Regions from separate parts of the Mus musculus genome. Here regions 1, 2, 3 and 5 are each linked to region 4. A link is a loop called in an ENCODE intact Hi-C map of the cell type or tissue named here. Cell type or tissue: gastrocnemius. All regions are shown on one strand.

The links. A loop is a pair of places that touch in the nucleus more often than their neighbours do. Peaks named below come from ENCODE experiments on the same cell type or tissue, not always from the same donor. Only the 100,000 strongest peaks of a DNase experiment are listed, where the experiment ranks them.
Region 1: a loop joins it to region 4, with 4 times the contacts of the local background. A loop is called at or near these places in 5 of 42 quality-filtered maps.
Region 2: it touches region 4 in a loop (7-fold over the local background); 16 of 42 quality-filtered maps call a loop at or near these places.
Region 3: a loop joins it to region 4, with 2.2 times the contacts of the local background. A loop is called at or near these places in 8 of 42 quality-filtered maps.
Region 5: it touches region 4 in a loop (6-fold over the local background); 30 of 42 quality-filtered maps call a loop at or near these places.

Annotation. Positions count from the first base shown.
Region 1 is chr3:123,320,448-123,324,447 of GRCm38, reverse strand. All of the region lies in intron 8 of Sec24d (Sec24 related gene family, member D (S. cerevisiae)), which reads right to left. Among named protein-coding and RNA genes, the nearest start is that of Sec24d, 55 kb to the right of the region's middle. In gastrocnemius, a CTCF peak has its summit at 2,130 (motif pointing right); DNase peaks (open chromatin) are centred at 2,056 and 2,634; H3K27ac peaks cover 2,149 bases.
Region 2 is chr3:123,156,951-123,160,950 of GRCm38, reverse strand. All of the region lies in intron 1 of Synpo2 (synaptopodin 2), which reads left to right. Among named protein-coding and RNA genes, the nearest start is that of Synpo2, 77 kb to the left of the region's middle. In gastrocnemius, CTCF peaks have their summits at 1,603 (motif pointing right) and 2,167 (motif pointing right); DNase peaks (open chromatin) are centred at 1,602 and 2,182; H3K4me3 peaks cover 998 bases; H3K27ac peaks cover 3,345 bases.
Region 3 is chr3:123,351,702-123,355,701 of GRCm38, reverse strand. It overlaps Sec24d (Sec24 related gene family, member D (S. cerevisiae)), which reads right to left. Exons shown (of 23, transcript NM_027135.2): 16 at 2,216-2,312; 17 at 1,981-2,126; 18 at 617-755. Among named protein-coding and RNA genes, the nearest start is that of Mettl14, 32 kb to the left of the region's middle. In gastrocnemius, a CTCF peak has its summit at 2,340 (motif pointing right); a DNase peak (open chromatin) is centred at 2,322; H3K4me3 peaks cover 82 bases; H3K27ac peaks cover 2,532 bases.
Region 4 is chr3:122,937,550-122,941,549 of GRCm38, reverse strand. The region is part of intron 14 of Usp53 (ubiquitin specific peptidase 53); the gene reads left to right. Among named protein-coding and RNA genes, the nearest start is that of 1810037I17Rik, 15 kb to the right of the region's middle. In gastrocnemius, a CTCF peak has its summit at 2,162 (motif pointing left); a DNase peak (open chromatin) is centred at 2,129; H3K4me3 peaks cover 308 bases; H3K27ac peaks cover 3,143 bases.
Region 5 is chr3:123,101,199-123,105,198 of GRCm38, reverse strand. The region is part of intron 4 of Synpo2 (synaptopodin 2); the gene reads left to right. Among named protein-coding and RNA genes, the nearest start is that of Myoz2, 68 kb to the right of the region's middle. In gastrocnemius, a CTCF peak has its summit at 1,798 (motif pointing right); a DNase peak (open chromatin) is centred at 1,798; H3K27ac peaks cover 2,342 bases.

The sequences.
Region 1 (4,000 bases), 380 kb before region 4:
AAGTGACAGGGTCACGGAAGGTCAAGGACTAGGATGAACTTGTCTCTCCTGTTTTAGGGCTATCAAGGGTGTGGAATAGTCTATTGATACTATTTTTATTAAAATGTCTTCATTGAACAAAATGTATCCTTTTTGTGTACGTAAAATTACCGCTCAGAGTTGGCCAACAGGGTCCTATAGACTGTGCAAACATTGCAGGCTATTGCCAGGTCTACTGGCTACTCTCCACCGACTGATGGTTAGACCCTATTGCTAAAGAAACTAATATCAAATATGTAGAAATCGCACTGGTGCTAAGTAGAAGTTTCACTCCTAGAATTCATAGTTACTCTCTGCATGCTAGTTGGGGAGAAAAGTAATCGTTAATGTTGCCTAGCTACCAACCCTAGGACCTACAATAGCAATCAGCCTACTAGCACAATAGTAGCAGAAACTTTATGCACATCACTGAGCACTTTTTGCTTGAATGTTAGGCCTAATCCAGGAGATAGAACCCATACCTGATACTGCTAAGGTGGCCAGGAACCTGACACTAGATAGGTCATGGGCCTACAGGAAAACCTACTGCTTGTTATAAAGGGACACAGCAACAAAATGACTCCTGATAACACACTGCTTTACCCACACATCAGAACACTGCTCAGCCCTCATCAGAGAAGCCTCTTCGTGCAGTAGATGGGAACTGTTAACACAGAGACCTACAACTGGACACTGTGCAAAGACTAAGGAGACGCGGGGGCACTCAGCCACCCCCACACAGATATGAGATCTCCATCAACCCCTCCTTCTAGGCTCACGCATCTCTGTGGAAGAGGAGGTGGGAAGATTGTGAGAGCCAAAGGTGATGGATGATGGCCAGGAAAACAGCTTTTTGTTGTTGCTATTGTTATTATTGTTGTTTTGTTTTGTTTTTCAGACACAACAGGATGGATGCACCTCTGAGTTCACAGAGCCCGTGGCAGCACACAAGACCTGCGCAGGTTCAAACCAGACACAATCTCAGCTCTGAGAAGGGGAAGTGGACACGAGACCCCACCCCTAAGAAGCGGTCTATAACTGGTATCTGCGAGTAAAGAAAGAAAAAAATCGTTTTCTCCAGTGGAGTGTCTCTAATTCTATCAACCACGTTTCAGGGCAGGCTCCGTGCCCAGGAACAGCAGGCCAACAGAAAACGAATTCTGTGTTTTTGATGTGTGCACTTTGTGTTTTAGTAATTTTTTTGTGTTATTGGTTTTTGTTTGTTTTTATTTTGGCTTCTTAATGTTTTGGGTTTCTTTTTTTGAAAGGGAGAAGGAGACGAAGAACATGAAATTGGCTGGGGGGGGGAGTAGAGAGGATCTGGGGGAGTTTCATACTAAAATATGTTGTATGAAAAAGAACATTTTAAATAAATAAAAAGTTACTCAGCATTAATATGCTATCATTGATTAAAAACAAAATAACTTTGGATTATTTTCCTACATTAAAGAACCAGGTATTACAGGGTCAGTCAACATGTCCTTAATATCATTGATACAGTATTGTGAGCGTCCCTATTTTAACGATCAGGTTGCTCTCGCTCTTTCAGGCAGTGGTGACAGTCTTGCCTTGGTCTCTGAGCCACTATCTGCCTGAGCGATGCTTCCCGTGCACGGAGCAGACAGGTGACAGACAAGCATGAATGTGCCGTTTCTTTAAGGCCGGGGCATGGGCAGAAAGACCACATTGCCCAACGCCACCAAGAAAAGCTATGGAAGGAGATGTAATACCTGTCACAGATTCCATCTTCAAAGCAAACTCAGATGAGATGCTCAAGAGGATGAATCCCTGTGTAGGAAAACCCATGCAATTTTTTGAGATCTTTAGGCTTTTGTTTGGGCTTCTGCATTGTTACAAACACTGTAAATACAAAGTACATTGAGAGTAAGGGCATAAGCTTGTAATTCGGGCCATAGGGAGGCCTTGGGAGGAAGATTCTAGGTTGAGGGCAAGCCTTGACACAGATCATGTGTCCACAAAACTCTAGACACATAAGTTTTGCTGTAGATTGTCTATCCTAGGACAGAGAGGGGTTACAGAAAGCTGCTAAACAATAAACCCAGGAAGCCAAAAATTTTAAATTGTTTTATAGAATGTGTCCACTAGGTGGCACCATGAGACTGAAATTGAAAACATTTCCCCTGTGGGTAATGTCCAAGATAATGGTCACAACCACTTGTCTAACTTGAGTAACATTTAGCCAAACTTAGAGCAGCTAGTACTTCATAAAATTAATTTATAAATTTTATTAAAATTATCCAACAGTTTAAAACTATTCTAAAACAAATTAATAAAAGATAGATTAATATATATTATAGACATATATTTCATAGAAATTAAGACAGTTTACCAAACTTACTAAGATAATAGGAAAAACTGTATTTTAAATGTTTCTACTATTTTACCAACTTCTCCTTGACTCTGCATAGGAAAACAAAGATGCTGTTGAGACTGAAAGGCACCAGCACAACAGGCAACGTCATAGTAACCTAAAAGCCAAGGGTGTAAAGAGGCCAGCACTCCCACAGCGGCACCCACCTCCTGTTCTGTACCCTGGCAATCAAGGGACACAGCAACAACAGAGCGGACAGTGCCCAGTGCTGAGTCATGGCTCTGGGCAGCACTGTGATGGAGAGGAGAAAAGCACAGTACTGGTGCTGATGCTGGTACGAGGCCCAGCAACCACGCCTAAGATTAGTCACCTCCTGGCCAATGGCAGCCAGGATACTGTGGGTGAGCGCCTGCCCAACTCTTCTTATTTCTTGTCTTTGCCTCACTAGACACTTTCCTTAAATTTTTAATTAATATATAATTACATCATTTCCTCCCTTTCCTTCCCTCCCACCAACCCCTCCCACGTTTTCTCCCTCCAATCCTTCCCTCTTCATTCTCTCTCACATTCATCAACTCCCTTATTTAATATATATTAATATATTGATTAATTATGTATAATTAACCAATATTTTAATATATTGACTTTTATATATCCATGTATGTAAGTATACCTATGAGTACACACACATATATGCACACATATAAATATATAGCTATAAACTACTGAGATCATTTAGTTTTGTTTGTATGCATAAAATTTCAGGGTTGACCACTTGGTATTGGATAACTAAGTATGAGACCCATCTCTGGGAAAGAATAATTCTGAGAAATGAGAGGGAAACACCATCCACAATATTGCTAGAACAACATGGCTGCCTAAAGAAGACCTGAACAATGACATCACCAGTAGACAAGCTACCATAGAAGGGTAAAACTGCACGAGCCCCCTCCCTCCCCCAACCCCACCCCTCCCCCACCTCTCCCCCATCCCTAAGCACATTCTTTACCTTTTAGCCCCATTCACACGCACAAGCGCGCGCGCGCACACACACACACACACACACACACACACACACACACACAAGTTCTCTTCCCCACCCCCACCTCCAGTCACTTTCCCTCTTTTTCAGTATTTCTTTCCACAAATTGCATGATCTTGTTTGAGGAGAGTGTGTAAACATTAGACCGTGTGTTGTTAGTCTCCATCCCAGAAGACTGGTGGACACCCTGGTTCCTGTACAGCTCGAGGAGCGACTTTCCCGACTCTGCACCCACGCACATAGCCTGGCAGCACAGGGTTCAGGTTTGTTCCTCCTCACACGGGGCTATTGGTTTGCCAGTGACGTCAGCAAGCCCTGCCACTAGAATGAATTCAGCGTTGCGTGGCATAATCTTTAAAAGTTTCAAATGGAGTGCTCGTACTGGTCCCAAACTCCAGATCACAGGCTGTGTCCGGGGCTTCATTCTGGGCCAGTATCTTCAGAAACCATCCCAGAGTCCCTGTCTCTGGCTCACGACCTCCAGCTCTGACGTCGCAGAGCACAGGGTCACATGATCTGAAACCGGAAGGCCTTTCTCTGGGTGCTGCTTCACAGCCACATTAGCCTCAAGTTTCTTCCACAAGGAGACCCTCAAGAGCGTAGGAGTT
Region 2 (4,000 bases), 220 kb before region 4:
AGGGAGAGCCGCCTATTTATGGATATTACTGGTATTAATAGAGTATCACAAAGATTATTCTGTCCGGTGTGAGGAATCCCCACAGTAAAGTATCCAGGATCTTAAGATAAATAAGCACAATGGACTTGTGGATTTAGATTTTCTGCAATCTGAGAGTTTAAGTGATGGGTGTTCTTTCTACAAGGTCATTGGTATGCTAGCATGGCTCCTGACTTAAAAGCTGATTATAAGGACTTGGAAAAAAAGCCATCCATTTTTAAAACCTGAAAAAAGGTTGAAATGTCAACAAAAATTACCTTACATGAAAAAAATTACCTTACCTGCTTCTTTAGAAGTTAGATCAGTATGTGTGTGTGTGTGTGTGTGTGTGTGTGTGTGTGAGAGAGAGAGAGAGAGAGAGAGAGAGAGAGAGAGAGAGAGAGAGATGGGAAGTGTAAATATCTGATATGTGACCCAAGAGGTTTAGAACCACCACTGCCCTAGGCGTTTTTGTTTAATAATGATAGTAAATATTAATAGCCTTCGGAGCAGTTCACGTGTAGTTTGCACACATCCATCTAGCAAAGGCTTCGCTTGAAATGCATCTTGCTCCAGGATTGTTGATGGCTTTCTTCTTCTTACCAGTTACCTAGTGCGTGCTTTTCAGTGCATAGAAACATTGGGAGTAAACCACGTCTCCTTCACGGTGACCTTGAAATTTCGTGCCAGCATTGTGTTCCTGTGATGCTAAGGATCAGACTCGAGGCCTTGTATATGTGACATAAATGCTCTGCCACTGAGCTATACCCCAATACAGGAAAAGAAGCTCCCAGAGTGTTCCCCTACAGAACAGTCAGGAGCCCAAAAGCTTGACTGCTTCTGACCAGGGTCTGTGATACATTTACTAGTGACCAATAGCCTCACAGTCCTCAATACTTACTTGAACATGAGAATAAATTGTATTCCTTTTCATCTGGGCCCTCTGTGCCACGACGGGCTGCCGGGCTATTCCGATGCCCTGTCTTAACTTCTGTGAAGAGAAGAGCTCAGCAGACGCCTTCGCCTGCTCTTCCACTAATTGCATGGCCTCCTTTCTCAACAAGGAGAAAGAGGAAACCCGAGAGGAAGCTGATTACAGGCATCAGAAGTCCTTGACTGAGGCCAGTTACAAGAAGTCCCACAGAGCTTCATCAGAGGGCAAGTCCCTGGTGACCCTCCTCCGAGAGCAACCATGTGGATTCCTGGCCGGAGCTTCCAAGAGTTGTGACCACTTGGGAGAATTTATTGTGTTCTCTGAGTTCATAATTACAGAGCACCATGTCATGAATTCTTGTGAGGTCCCCTGAGGATTCCTTAATGGCATAATGAAGTCAAGCCAGTTATATCCCACGTCCTAGACCTTGCAGTCACATAACAGGAGGGATTGCTCCAAACTGCAAAACCAGCTGCTGTCATTGCTGTCGGCCATTTTGCCCCTATACTTCTTGGAGCCGTGTTCAGAGCTTCTTGGTCCTGGTGTAAGTAAAGTGCCTTGACTTGGCACAATAGAGTTCTCTGGTTTAGGACCTAACAAATTGGAAACCCAGTTTGCATCCAAACAAACTGTGAGTTGCTCTTACGTGTGACCACTTGAGGGCAGCACCGTCTTAGGAGCTCACAATCCAGCCAAAGTAGGAGCTACCCAGGGAGGTTTATATACTGCTGGAATTCTGGGACTAAACTGTAAGCGATTAGAAGACACTTCTGACATATCAGCTCTAATTCAGATGCGGAGATTTTTATTTATTTAACTGTAGTCTATAGATTTTTATATAAGATAAAATTGAGGCAGGCATGAGAGGTAAGCCAATTGTATGCCAAGAGATTTATTTATTCTGTGAATTAAAGTGTTAGTTTTAAAAACAGGTCCAGTATACAAGAAATAAAAGCACTAAATTAAAATATACCCCACAATTAAGCCTGAGACACCAGGAGTGTGTTCCCAAGTCCTTACACACATCTTGGGACACTGGATTCTTCACAGATGATAGATTCCCACTATGGCCTCATCAGGTAGGAAAGAAGGCCCGCTTGCTTTTTTCTCCTCATATTTTGAGGTAACTTTAGTATAAGCCTGAAGCAAGTAGGAAGGCAGGAGGAAGAGAGAGATGAAGCACGCTACTCTGTGTTTGAAAACCCACCAGCAGAGGTCTCCACCACAGGCAGGGCCCTGCCCACTTCCAGATGCGTTGGAGAGCTGGCCTTTTATAGCTTTCACGGGACACCAGGGAGGAGATGGAACTGAGCAGCTGCCAGTGCCCGGTGTGTCTAAGTTCTCTTTCCAAATGTCACTGCTTGTTTGGAAGGCATTATACACTCACCCCTCAGCTTATTTCTCTTCGTGGATCTTGCAGAACACAAACTGTCCTTAAAGACTTACCTTTAGCCAAAGTCCTTTAGGACCTGGGGTGTGACCCAGGCAGATCAGAGAGCAGGCAGATGCTAACCCCAAGTAACTTTTCAGTTGAGCCCAGACCTCAGTGTGTCCAGGAAAATCTCTTTTCTATTCCAAATTGATCATCTATAGAATTTCTCCCTCTGTTTTCTTGCAAACAAACTCATTCCCTTGAACATAGACCAATAGCACCTTTACTCTGCTCGTAGCAACGATGACTGGGAGTGAACTCTTTGGATTCCTCTTTATCTGAAACTCTACCCATCCCTTTGAGTCCCATCAAGGACCTTCCAGCAGACATCTCCCAAGCTGTCCTCCCTTGGGAAAGTTCTCTGCTCTTGTAGAAGAAGGACCACATTCCTCTTTCCTACCAACCGAGTGCTCCCAATTCCCACCAGGTCTCCAGGAAACAGTCTCCCTCCCTCCCCTTCCTCCATCCTGCCCTCGGTGGATCCTATCCCCGCTACTTGAGCAGCAACCTCTTCTGTGAGCCTTCCTCCTCAGGAGCCCAGAGCTCCTTCCCCAAATCACAGCCCTAAAGCCATGACATACGCGTTGATCTGAAACCTCCCACACCAATAAGATTTTAAAACGGATTTAAATATCTTTGTCACTTTAGGATGTTCAATCTGATTTGCTTGTTAGCCTGTGGGAGCTATAACAAGCATTTACAATGTATTGGGGGGTGGGGGGGCAGCTGAATAGAGCCAGGGGACTGCCTGTGATGGAGACCTCTGCTCCTCTGTTTTCAAGGACGGAATGGATGTACTGCTTTTCTTCCTGTGTGTGGGAGAAATATACACACACACACATACATACAAGTGCACACACACACACACATACAAGTGCACACACACATACATACAAGTGCACACACACACATACAAGTGCACACACACACATACATACAAACACACATGAATATACATACACATACACATACAAACATACATACACACACCAACACACACACATGGTGGGGGGTGGGCAAGGAAGGCCATAGGCAGCTTTAAGTATGTGTTCTTTCTAGGACCATCCTCTTTGTTTTTGAGACAGGGACTCCCATTGTCCCAGATCTAGTCAAACAGTCCAGTCTGCCCAGGGACTTAGCTGCCTTTACTGTGGCAGTGCTGGAATCACACGCATGTGCTACCAACCAGGCCTTTTGACGTAGGTTCTATGGACAAAACTCAGGTCTGCCTGCTTGAAGGGGAAGTGTACCGACCGAGCCGTCCCACAGCCCTCTTTTCGAATAATCCCTTCTCCTAGGTTCTAGAGAACACACACTCATCTTTGCCACTTTACCTCAGGTTCTCTCGGCCCACATCCTCCTTAAATGAGGGAGATCTTCAGCCATTGGCTCCTTAGTTTTCTCTGTACTCATTTTTACAGAGCTCACCCAATCCTACATGGTTAGGCCTCTTTGCCCTCAACGCCGCCATTTCTAACCCTCAGCTCTTTTCCAAGCTACAGCCATGGCTTTCGTTTCTACACCTGGACACTACATCTTAGGAAAAAATGACAAAGGTGAGTAAAACTCGGCAGCTTCCCAGCTCTGCATCCCAATATGATCCCCACCCAGACCTA
Region 3 (4,000 bases), 410 kb before region 4:
CAGAAAAGACAGAAAGTTTTAGAAACTGATCTCTTTGAATAACAACAAAGAACCAGTTTCTGTTATCTTTGGACTACCAAACAAGGATAATGCTCTCTGCTGCTCCTCTTTTGAGTAGTGTGATCTAGGCAAAGAGGGACACTGGTCTAATTATGGCAAAGGGTGACAGCGACCCATATTTATCTTGAGACGACTAGAAATAGAATTCCATACACAGAAAAGACAGAGCAGTTTGTTATCTCCCCAAGTCCTGACTTCTGCAGGCTGGAATGCTCTCTTCCATACCTTAAGTATAGGCTTTCAGAAGGGCAAAGAAATCACCCATCCTGCTTCTTAGTCATCAGGGCCCAGATAATCAACAGTGGCGTAAGTCAGCAGTGCTAGAGAACACACTCACACTCTTACATTACACCTCAGACACCTCACTAGCAAGAAAACTTAGGCCAAATCTGTGTGGCCTGACCCCAGAGAGTCTGGTCTCCCTCATTATGGCTAGAGGAGATGGCCATTCTCCAACCTTCTATTTCACTGGTTCTTGTAGTATTTTCCAGCTTCTAACTAGCTACCCAATGAGTCTCAGCTGACTCACCGAGCTATGAGATTAGCAAGACGCTACCTGACTTGGCAAAGAAGTTGATAAGGGCATCAGTTTCACAGCTCTTGTACAGATCCGCTAGCTGGGTGCTGCAGTTTAAGGCGAGATTGTGAATCCGGAGTCTTCGCTGACCACTGATGGTCGTGTAGAGCACAGCACACTGCAGAAACAACATGGAGACCTGGGTATTACTGACCAGACCCAGCCAAGCTAATTTAATCCCGCTGAAGTGTATAGAATCATACGTACAGATCAATGATTTCTAAAAATTCCCAGTGTCTCTCTGTTACTTTTCAAGACTGAATGATACCTGGGGGAAGGCTAATTAATTCGCTGTAACATTTCAATGGTTTAAGCGATCAAGCCAGTCACATGTAAATATCTGTGCACATTTCACATTGACTTGCATTTCACAGATTTTACTACCATGGACCTACGTCCAGAAACAAAGTCGGCACGCATGCCTGGCTCTGCCCAAGATCACGTCCCATGAAAGAGCATAGCTATTTTTACGGTGCACTCAGGTCTGCTGGAACCCAGCCACTACCTAGGCGCCTGTGATTCAAAACCAAGCATTAGAACTCTGCTCATCCTGGGCCAATCTCTCCACCCTTCCAGTGTAAAGCTGATGTTTGAAAACTCAGATCTTTAAATCGATTTTTCTTATTTTATTTCTTTAACTGATATTTACTCAAAGCCAGTCCTAGCCCACTTGCTTATGACATAATGCTTAGCAGAATCCCAGAGGCTACACTGTGACCCCAATATGCTGACATTCTAAACCCCCAGCCCTGCACCTTAGACTAAGACTTCATTTGGAGGTAGGACCTTTTGTTTTCTTTTTTGAGATTTCTCCCTCCCTTTCACAACATCTCTCCCTTGCCTTTCCTCTCTCCAAATCCTCCTATTCACTCCTTCACTCTCTCCTTAAAACCCATGGCCTCTTATCTCACTACTTGTTATTACATGTACATATGCATGTGTGTGTGTGTGTGTGTTATATTCCCCAGTATAATACTATAACATATAATGTTACTTGTATGCATGTTTTCTGACTTGGCTGTCTGGCAGTGGACAGCCAATTGGTGTGCTCTTGCATAGGGAAGAACGTGGAGGTAGTACCTTTAAAAGGGCAAATTAACTAAAATGAACTAACTAGGGGAGGGTCACCTGACTACAAGAACCTTGGACACAGCCACGTCACAGAGGGCAGTTTGTTGCTGCCTGACCCTTCACCTTGGTGGCCAGGCCATTGACCGCTGTGCCACATAAGTAGCACCTATTTACTGACCTACGGGCAAGTCACGCGCGAGTACTCTAAGGACTCCTGCTTGGGAGAAAGAGTTCTGTTAGGAAGAGAGGTGCACGCTTGGCGGCTTAGTCACCTGGATCAGGGCCCCGACATCTTCACTGAGCTTGTCATCGTGCTTGAACTCCACTGTCACGGCTTTATCGCAGTCGATGGCCGCCATTTCCACATCTGTGGTGTTGTTCATGAATATTCCACCAAAGAAATCAGTGGCCCTGAAACCTACAGCAGAGGGACAAAGGAAGATTTGCCTCTTCTTCTACGACACAGTAACTGTGCAGAAGACGTGAAATGGTGTGTGTGAGGATTACCTGTGCTGGTCCGAACCCTCATGATAGCATCGAAGCCTATTTTCTTCTCAATATCATTCCGGAGGTCGGTCAGAAACCTTTGGCTATCTGAATGTATCTACAAGACAAAGTGTGATCAGTGGCCACCAGGTGGCAGTAAAAGACTCCAAATAATGCTACTTTTAACTCATTTTTTTTTATCACTTTTTATATTTTGATTTAGCATACTTACAGGGATATCTTATGTACATATATGACCTTATGAAAGTACATAATCTTTGGCAGTGTGACTCTTAAGTTTTAATAAATAAAGCCCTTACCTATTTATTCACTTCATAACCTTTGGATGGGAAGATTATTCATTTATTTTGCAAATGAAGCAATAGCATAAGCGAGTCACTCAAGGGTCTAGTGTTAGACACAGGGAACAATGCGTGGTTTAACATATTCAGTGAAGCTGCAGAAAGACGCCGTAAAGGTGGTGGTGTAGGTGAGGGGGGTGTCTTTTATTTGACCATATTCATAGTCTGAAGCTCAGAGTTCATACAGAGTCTAGAGAATAAAACACTTCCCTTGGACTTCTTGACTCCTCTTTTAAAGCATATTTACGAAAGCTGCTCACTGCCCACACCTAAGCAATACTAATGGAGTCCTGGATCATGTGCTACTGAGCTGAGATTCACCTAAAACATGACTTTGCTGACAAGCAGCAGCCAATGATGTGCCTCTGACCTGGTCAGATAGACTTTTATAAGATTCTCAACACTTCTGCTTGACAGGCACAGAGAGGTGCGCGCGCGCACATGCACACACACACACAGATACACACAGATACACACAGACTCTTGTTCTCAATCCCCCAAACAAAGAGAAGAGGAAAGGAAACAGGCATCACAGACAGTACTCATAAAAGATACTTCAGGTACACACCAGATGCCTGCCTGTGTTGTTCACACCCGGCAATATTACTTAATGGAAGATGCTATTACAATTTTTACTTTTAAAGCTAATACGCAAATGCTAAGATATGGTTCAGTCTACAACAAAGCACATAAAAGCTCATATCCAAAATAACACTAACACTGATTATAAAATCTTATATTCCTTATTGCCAGAGGTCTCTCCTATTAGACTATGACAGCACGTCTTTTTTAATAGCACGATGAAATCAATAGTATGCTTTGGTATATTGACAAACAAGTAAAGGGCTTATATCCAAAGTTATATAGAACTAGCACACTACTGAAACATAAGGGGATGAAATCAATAGCGGTGACATCAGTGCCCTTGCCAACACTGCCCTGGACCGCTCTGCACCTAACTCATTCAGGGACGATAGCTTCACCCATGTGGGACTCCAGAGCTACCCCAGCCAGGACTTTAAGGTTTCTGATCAAGTGTATATTCCTCACCGGAGAATGAGCTGAGACACTTGCACTGTGCCTCAAATACTCAGAATTCTGCCCAGACGAATGTTGGATTTTTTCATTATGACCTTATATTCAAGTGTATCTGTAGACATATATTTATCTAGAAGTCTTCAAAGGGTTCTTAAAGCTTTTTGAAAAAATGTATTTCATTCTCAATCTTTGGTCTTACTTCAATCTTAGTTAACTTCTAATACAAATATACAACTGGCTGTTGCTTTATCACTCATAAGCAAAAACAGGCTGAGCATTTGTCATGGTAGGGAAACACCCCTCTATGATCAGTTGCCCTGTGACCTGGTCGGGCCCCTCCTCAGGAGAAGGCAATGCCCATTCTCTGTGTCTAAATTTAGTAAGACGTCAAGGCACAACTGTCCAC
Region 4 (4,000 bases):
CATTGGTTTGCAAGTGTATGTTCCAGTCTTCCTTACCAGTGTTTTAGTGCCTATCCAAAGGACAATTGCCAAATCCTCCTGTGGTAGCTCATTTTCTCTCTTCTCTTCTCTTCTCTCCCCTCCCCTCCTCTCCTCTTTTTTCCCCTCCCCTCCCCTCCCCTCTTCCTCCCTCCCTTCCTTCCTTCCTTTCTTCTTTTTCTTTTTTTAAACTTATTTTTGTGGATGCCGTTTGTGTTTCTGTGAATGTCTGCCACGTGTGTGGGTGCCCAGTGAGACCAGTAGAGGCCTTAACTTTGTATTCCTAGAGGTATTATGTAGCCTTACCTCCATATGATAAGTTCTGCAAATGCAAGGGTATTCTTGAAGTTGCCATAGTGGTATTTGAAATTTTTAGCTTCAGTTTAAAAATAAATTCCTTGTGGGATTTTAAATTCTTTCGAATACAATAAAAGAAATACATTAAAAGCATGTTGTCAAAAATAATCATACACAAAGAACATATTTGATATATGCAAAGCTGGAATGGTATAGATGTGGCAGTCATGAGATAATTGTAATAAGAAATAATAGAACATAAATCATGGTGCAGCTTTGCTTTCTTTGGTAGATGGGTAGAAGGTGAATTTTGAGCACTGAGAAAATTATTTGGTCATAAACTAAGGCAGTACCAGTGTCTAGAAAGATGACTTAAGTGGGTAGGCATACATAATAGAGAAAAGGAAGGAAGCCATATTTGGGCACAAGTAGATGCACCACTTAACAAAATGGGAAAATAAAGGGTGAATGGAAGAAGGGATAACATGTTAATTTTTAATTCATTGAGCTCATCACCTTGATAAATGGGCTTTATTTTTCAGTGAAGAACGAAGTTTAGAAACAAGAAAAAAATGTGTGTTTTGTAGCCATCACTTATAGGATTGACTACCTTATGTTTGAACAGAATATCCAGTAAAATTGTAAGTGGCAAAATAAGAATAGATGGAAGCAAAGAAGCTGGGTAAGAGAACGGTGGGAGTCGCAGGCAGAGCAGGAGCAACTGCTGGAGGTCTGGAGTCTCGGCACCTGAGAAGGCAGAGGAGAAAGCAGCAGAGGAGCTAGAGGGCTGGGGAGCTTCAAGGAAGGCCACAGACAAAACAGAGCCTAAAAGTACCAGCTTGGGTCTGCAACAAGTCACCAGTTAGTGATAAGGAAGTGTTGGCGACTGTGGTACTGTGGAGGTAGCAGTGAGTTATGTAGAAATAAACAACCACTCTGTATATAACTTATTTTCAAGTGTCTAAAGGAGGGGGATTTAATGTTTGATTATTTAGCGGATGTTTGGGTAAGCTTTGTATCTCTCTTAGTTTTTAAAATTTTTTCTGAACTTTCTGAAATATAATTTGTACATTTTTAAAAACTAAACTTGTACTATTGGAATTGTTTTATAATAAATAAAAATATCTGTTTTTTTCTTTAAAATGTAATCCCAGTGAAAAAGGAAGTTACTGATTCCTGTCAGTTTATAACATCACAAAATTTAGGTATCGTAGCACAGATTACTGTATACTAAGTTCCTTTTGGTATATGGGAAAAATATTTTTAGACAGTTAGTGTTTAATAATATTTCTGAAATAATTTAATATTGTTTTATTTGTAAATTAAGTCAGTGGTTAGATTCCTGTTCTTGAATGCTTAGCATTTGTAATTATAAGTTGAAATAAGTCTGTAAGTTGAAAACTATAATAATTACCATTATATATTTAAATCTCACTACAATAATGAGTGAAAATTGCACAGTCTAGGCAGATTTAAGTTATATTTCTCTGTGAGCCTGTTCTGAAAATGAACCATGTTTTCAGATAAGGCATATATTTCAACTTCTTGAATATTGTGTTACGGAGTTTTTACAAAATCAAAATTAACCTTAGTTAATTTGTTTGCCTTAATATTGAGGTCTCTACTATGCCAAGTGTTAAAATCGGACTATCAGATTTACAAAGAACATGGAGCCAGAATTCCCTGCAAGACATGTGGATGTCTATGTCAGCAGCAGAGAAAAATAACACACCTATTTTTAAGTTAGTTGGAATTCTGAAGTCAGACCAGTGGGTTGAATGCCAGCCATGGTGATATTAAATTCTCAAACATATTTATAAACCCTCTGCTGCCTCCTGCTGCTTAGTGTGTGAATAGTTAGTGCAAGGAGAGAATTGAGGCTTTAAAGTAATTAATTTTTGTCTTGAAAAATGTTTATGTTTACAAACTATATTTGTATTTATTGGGTACGAAGTGAAATGAATTTTTAATCAATATGAAAGTATTAAATCATGCTAATCTATAGCTTTAAAATTCTAAATCATTTCTAAAATTTAACTTTCTGATCATATTGATTTTTTTTTTTTCTTTAGAGTAACAGTTTTCTTAATTGTAGTTTCCAGTTGAATTTTGAAAGATCAGGATTGTTTGTTTTTAATATAACAAAACGATCTATTTAGGGATAAAAAAAGGCGCCTAAGTTAAAGTAACTCGGTTTATAACCGTCATTTTTCTGTTTTCATTTGTTTTCTTTGTAGGCTTCAATTCATAGATCTGATGTTCAGATAAATTTAGAACCAGGGGAATAAAGGGAAACAGATAAAATGGCTGATGAAAAAGTCAGCTAAAGTACAAAAGGAAGCAAAAATTTTCAATTGTACAATGTATTGGTAACTCTTAAGTATTTGGGTATTTTTCCTTGGCATTAACTTGTTAAAGAATATCGTTATGTGGTATGTACTGGTGGGCTATGTTTAGGCTGCAGGGGCAGGAAGGTCATGAATTCTAGGCCTGCCTGAACTGCACCTAAAAAAACGTAGGTAGACAGACAGACAGACAGACAGATCAATGATGTCATCTGCTGTTTAAACTAATGGCTTTGTTTCATCTGCATGACAGGTGGTTAGGGCTTGTATGTTAATAGTACGTGCAAATGCAAGCTGAGAGATGCCTTTCAGCTAACCTTGGATAAGCTAGCATTGGTTACGTTTCCTAACTTCCCACAACCTGCTTCCTCAAGTTTGAAAGGGAAATTGATTTTGCAAAATACTTAAGGCTGACATTTTAAAAAAAACGAACACTATTGCTAGTTAACTGGAGTTGGCAGTCAACATTTCAAAGGAATTGTGGGAAATGTATTTTGGAACATCTTTATACCCTTAGAAAAGGATTGATCTGCAACGGGGTTTTGTTTCTGAGGATTATATCAGCATTTCCTATGCTGGTGGTAGAGAAAAATTATTTTTAAATATTTATTCACTTAGAGAAAAATCTAATGCATGGTGACATAAACAAAACTTCTTTGGGGTAGAAATCCAAAGTCTTGAAAGAATAGTAAAGGCAAACCTAGGTAATGGGATGAGGGATGTTCGATTTTAAACATTGCTTCCAGAACAGATAGTGAAAGGAGTAAGGGGTTGAAATGCCTGGCTGCATCTTAATGGTTTGTGTTCAGACTGTCATGTTAATGGTCTTTTCATATCTTGCTTGACACAGATAGCAGTTGGAAAATGTCAGAATTTGTTTGTTCTAAAAATAACCAGCACTTCTTTGACCCTACACACATATGTGATAGTTTCTCCAAATATAATTGCAATATAAAATATGACTTAGGCATAAATTTTTTGCAACCTATTTTTATTAAGGGTTCAACCTCTCCTCTAGCCCACCACCCAGCAGAGGTAGTGCAAGAGAAAAGATATTCGGATGTGGGGGAAGTGGACCTGTTCAGCAATAGTTCTTTAGGGGGTGACCTCCATCTTCTTTGGCAGCTGCTACCTTGTATACGGTATAATATTCGCTTCTAGATACTAAATATTTTTTAAAAAGGAAAATGTGATTTGGGATTTTAAATTCACAATGTTACTTAGGAATAACAAGTTGGATTGTAAAGTTATTTTTCACAAGCCTTTAACATTCAAAAAACCTTGATTCTATCATTGTTAGAATTGAGGGTAAATTAAGTCCCACAGGACACAGTATGAGT
Region 5 (4,000 bases), 160 kb before region 4:
GCAACCGTAGACCACACCTTACATTTCAGACAAGTGTGCTGAACAGACTCCATCAAACAAATTCCCAGCCCTTGTAGGCTGGTATGTGCCAGACTGTGCTCACTGCTACCAGGACCGTAGAGGACCAAGAGAAAACGGAGATCCGTGAGAAAGAACAAAAGAAAACCCTCAAATTTAGTGACAATAATACCGAGTGACAAAAATTCCCGCAAAATTAGGAATTAAGAAGCTGTGATTTGGGGACAGGGCATTGCTCAACAGTACAGTGCTTGCCCAGAAAATATGAGGTTCCAGGATCCATCCCTGATGCTGGGGAGGAAAAAGGGACTGGTTTGATTTGGTATGATCAAAAGATAATCACCTCTTAAGTAAATTCCATGTGGGATTACCCGAGATGATGCAAATACTCTCTCAGCACACAGAGGTGCACACACACACACACACACACACACACACACGCACACAAACCCTTTTATTTTTGAGATAGAGTCTCACTGTGTGTTCCTGCCCTGACAACACCCACTGACCCATTCATTCACTGCACCTCACTGTCCCCAGGCCTGCTGCAACTCCCTCTGGGGACAAAGGGTCAATGACCCGACCTGTTTTGCAGTACTTGATCTTGCCTAAGAGGTATGGTTGCTTTCCAAAGCCAGACTGAAATCTAGGTCTCCACAGAGCAAGCGCCCAGGGCCTGGGAAGGCATAGACACAAGCCTCAGAAGCCATGCAGGGAGGGACGTCAACATGACCACCTCCGCCCAGGGAATTTTTGTGGATTTTCTGGTACTTCTAGAATGTCTATGAGTCAGAAGCAGAAGTCGGAGCTCAGAAGACTCGACCTTTAAAAAAGAATCACAAATCAAAACAAGCTTGGATTTGGAATTTTGTTTCGGATATAATGAAACAGAAATGGCTTAGATTTTCATGTGTGACGTCTAGTCATAGCTAAAGACAAAACACAACTGGGCCCCAAACAGCCAAACCCCAAAAGCCACAACTGGGTCTTGAATTGGTTTACCCTTGGTCATTTTTCCCCAGTGTGTTTCAAATGTATAAATGCCGTCAACAACTGCTCACTCCAGAATAAGATCCACTATTGAGTAACCTGGATACCCCAGGTGTCAGTCTAAGGCATGAATCTGCCATTTTGAGTTTTCTTTTCTTTTTTTTTTTCCCACACTTAGCACCCAAGGATGAATACCTGACCTGCTTGTCAATGTTTGGATATGGCTAACTAATTCTTCACGGCAGCCTAGTATGAGCTCCATCGACGCTGGAATCTGAATTAGGAAAGTCTTGCTGAAAGCCAGCATAATGGTGCAATGGTGAAGGCAGTAAGATTAGGAGTTAAAGGTCTCCCTCAGCTATAGACGAATTTGGAGGCTAGCCTGGGCTTCATGAGTGCCCCCCCCCCCCCCCCCCCCCCCGCATCTCAAACCAAAGCAAGTCAGGAACTAAGTATGAGATACAGGATAAGCCACCATGCCCGTATGTCTTTCTTGTGTTTTATTACATCGTTTTCCAACTTTCATTTCCATGGGAGTAAAGATTGGCATGGCCTTACCTTGGATACTTATTTATTAGATCTGGGTGGGAGCCAGGAATTTGTCATCTGATACTTGTTTGTTTGTGCACCTCATTTTATAAAACGCATTTCTAACACCTGTCTAACAGTCCTTTAAGACTCTTAATAGTTTGTAGGCTCCCCTCATCAAAGACAACCAAACCACGCAGGGCTGTGGGCCTGCTCGGACTCTGTGAGGTGTTAAAGCAAACGTGATTACGCCTAGCGTCCACCAGGTGGCAGCAGACTCTTCTCCCTCGTAGAGCTTCCCAGACCGCCATTCCAAAGTTTGTGGCTCAGCAACTGACTTCCAGTATTGTCCTTGTTGTTTTATTAAAGATAGGAGAAGCCTCAAGATCTGATTTTGTCAGATCAGTCACTACACATCAAGGGTGAGATAAATATTTTTCAGAAGCAGAATTATAGTTTTATCACTTAAGACAGTCTTGAGCGCTTCAGCATCTTTGTAACTCTCAGAGAAGGGATTGTCAAAGAAAAGCTGCCCTTGGTTTGGGGACCTAGACCTGCTAACTCCAATCAAAAGTGGTTTTTAAAGTGACTAACTTAAAATTTGAAATCTCTCTGGAAGTGAGATTTCAAAACATTCTTATTGATCTAAATCAAAGAATTCTGAAGCATTTTGAATGTTAATTAGCCATACTTCCCTTCCTTCTTTTTATCAGGTTTCTTTGAAACAGAGTTCAGGCCAACCTAGACTATGAAGTAAGATTCCCTAATTCTTCTCTCATTCTCATCTCAGAGAGAGAGAGAGAGGGAGGGAGAGAGAGAGAGAGAGAGAGAGAGAGAGAGAGAGAGAGAGAGAGAGAGAGAGTGGCAGACTAATAATATTCCATACAATGATTTCTTTTTTTTTTTTTTCTAGTCTCGGCCTCCCTGAGTGCTGAGATTAAACATAGCCACCATGGCCGGATAAAATGATTCCCAAGCCACAAATCAAGCGAAGTTTGAGAGGAACATTTCGATTATTTGTTAAAAACTTCTTTCCCACTCCTTCTCTGGTGTTTTTGGTTTTTAATGGCTAGATTAGATGCATAAGTACTTCAGACATGCACATTATGGGGGTTTTCTGTTTTCTTCTCCTACTTCCTTCCTCCTCCCGCCCCGGCCCCATGCTTAGAAGGGCTTAGACATTGTGTTGCCTTTACAAGTTGCTGTCTTAGGCTACAATTACCTATCCTTTATCTACTTCAGAAAATTGATCATTCACTTGACAATTCTTACCTACTTTTTCACTTGACAATTCTTACCTACTTTATAGAATTCCTTTTTCTCTAAAATGAAATTTTTTTTGTTTTGTTTTGTTTTTTAAATACAGGGCTTTTCTCTGTGTAGTTCTGGCTGTCCTGGAATCACTCTGTAGATTAGATCCACCTCAAACTCAGAGATCCCCCTGCCTCTGCCTCCCGAATGCTAGGATCAAAGGGGTGCCCCACCACCATCAGGCTGCAAAATTTCTTAAATAAGAAAGTATCTTAGTTACTTGTCTATGGCTGTGCTAAAACTCCATGGTTAAGGCAACTAATTAAAAAAAAAAGCATTTAATCTGGGGTCTCATGGTTCCAGAGCATTAGAGACCATTACCATCATGGCCAGAGAATGGTGACAGGCAGTCACCACACTGGGGCAGTAGCTGAGAGCTTACCTCTGATCCATAGGTGCAAGGCAGAGAGTGAGAAGGCTAAGAACCTCGGAACCTTTGGAACATCAAAGACCACACCCAAGTGACACATCTCTGCCATAACCCTTCCTAAACAGTTTCGTCAACTGTGGAACAAGCACTCAAATGAGAGGCTATGGGAGCCATTCTTATTCAGACCACCACAGAAAGATGTCACTAAAAAAAAAAAAAAAAAAAAAAAAAAAAAAAAAAAAAAGAAAAGAAAAACCTCACCATTTAGACCAGAGAGACATGCAAAGTGAATTAATCACAGTCTTTGTCCATAAGTGCAATGGCCGATTTTATACTTCTCCTCCCTGTCCTATGGCCCCTACATCCTTTCTAACTTGACTTCCGTCCTATCCCCTGAGGAGAGGTGTTCTCCTTAGGGCTGAGTATCCAATAGTCACAGATTCTTAGCACTTTGACAAGTTACGAGCCTTGCATTTACCATTCAGTGTCTACTACAAAAAAGAACTTTCCCATAAATGTAAATATTTAGAAGATAGTTGGACATATGATCATTTAGCAAACCAGCAATAATAGGTTCCTCCATAGACCCTATGAAGTCCCTACCCTTGAATTATTGGCCAGGTTTACAACATCAGGCATGACTCCCTCCTGGAGAGGAGTACCCCAACCCAATCAGAAAGTAGTTGGTTACGTCCATAACAGTTATGCCAGGATTGAACCACTGGGCACGCTTTGACTGGCACTTGAGTATTGTAGTATACAGGGATCAGCACAGGGTAAGAA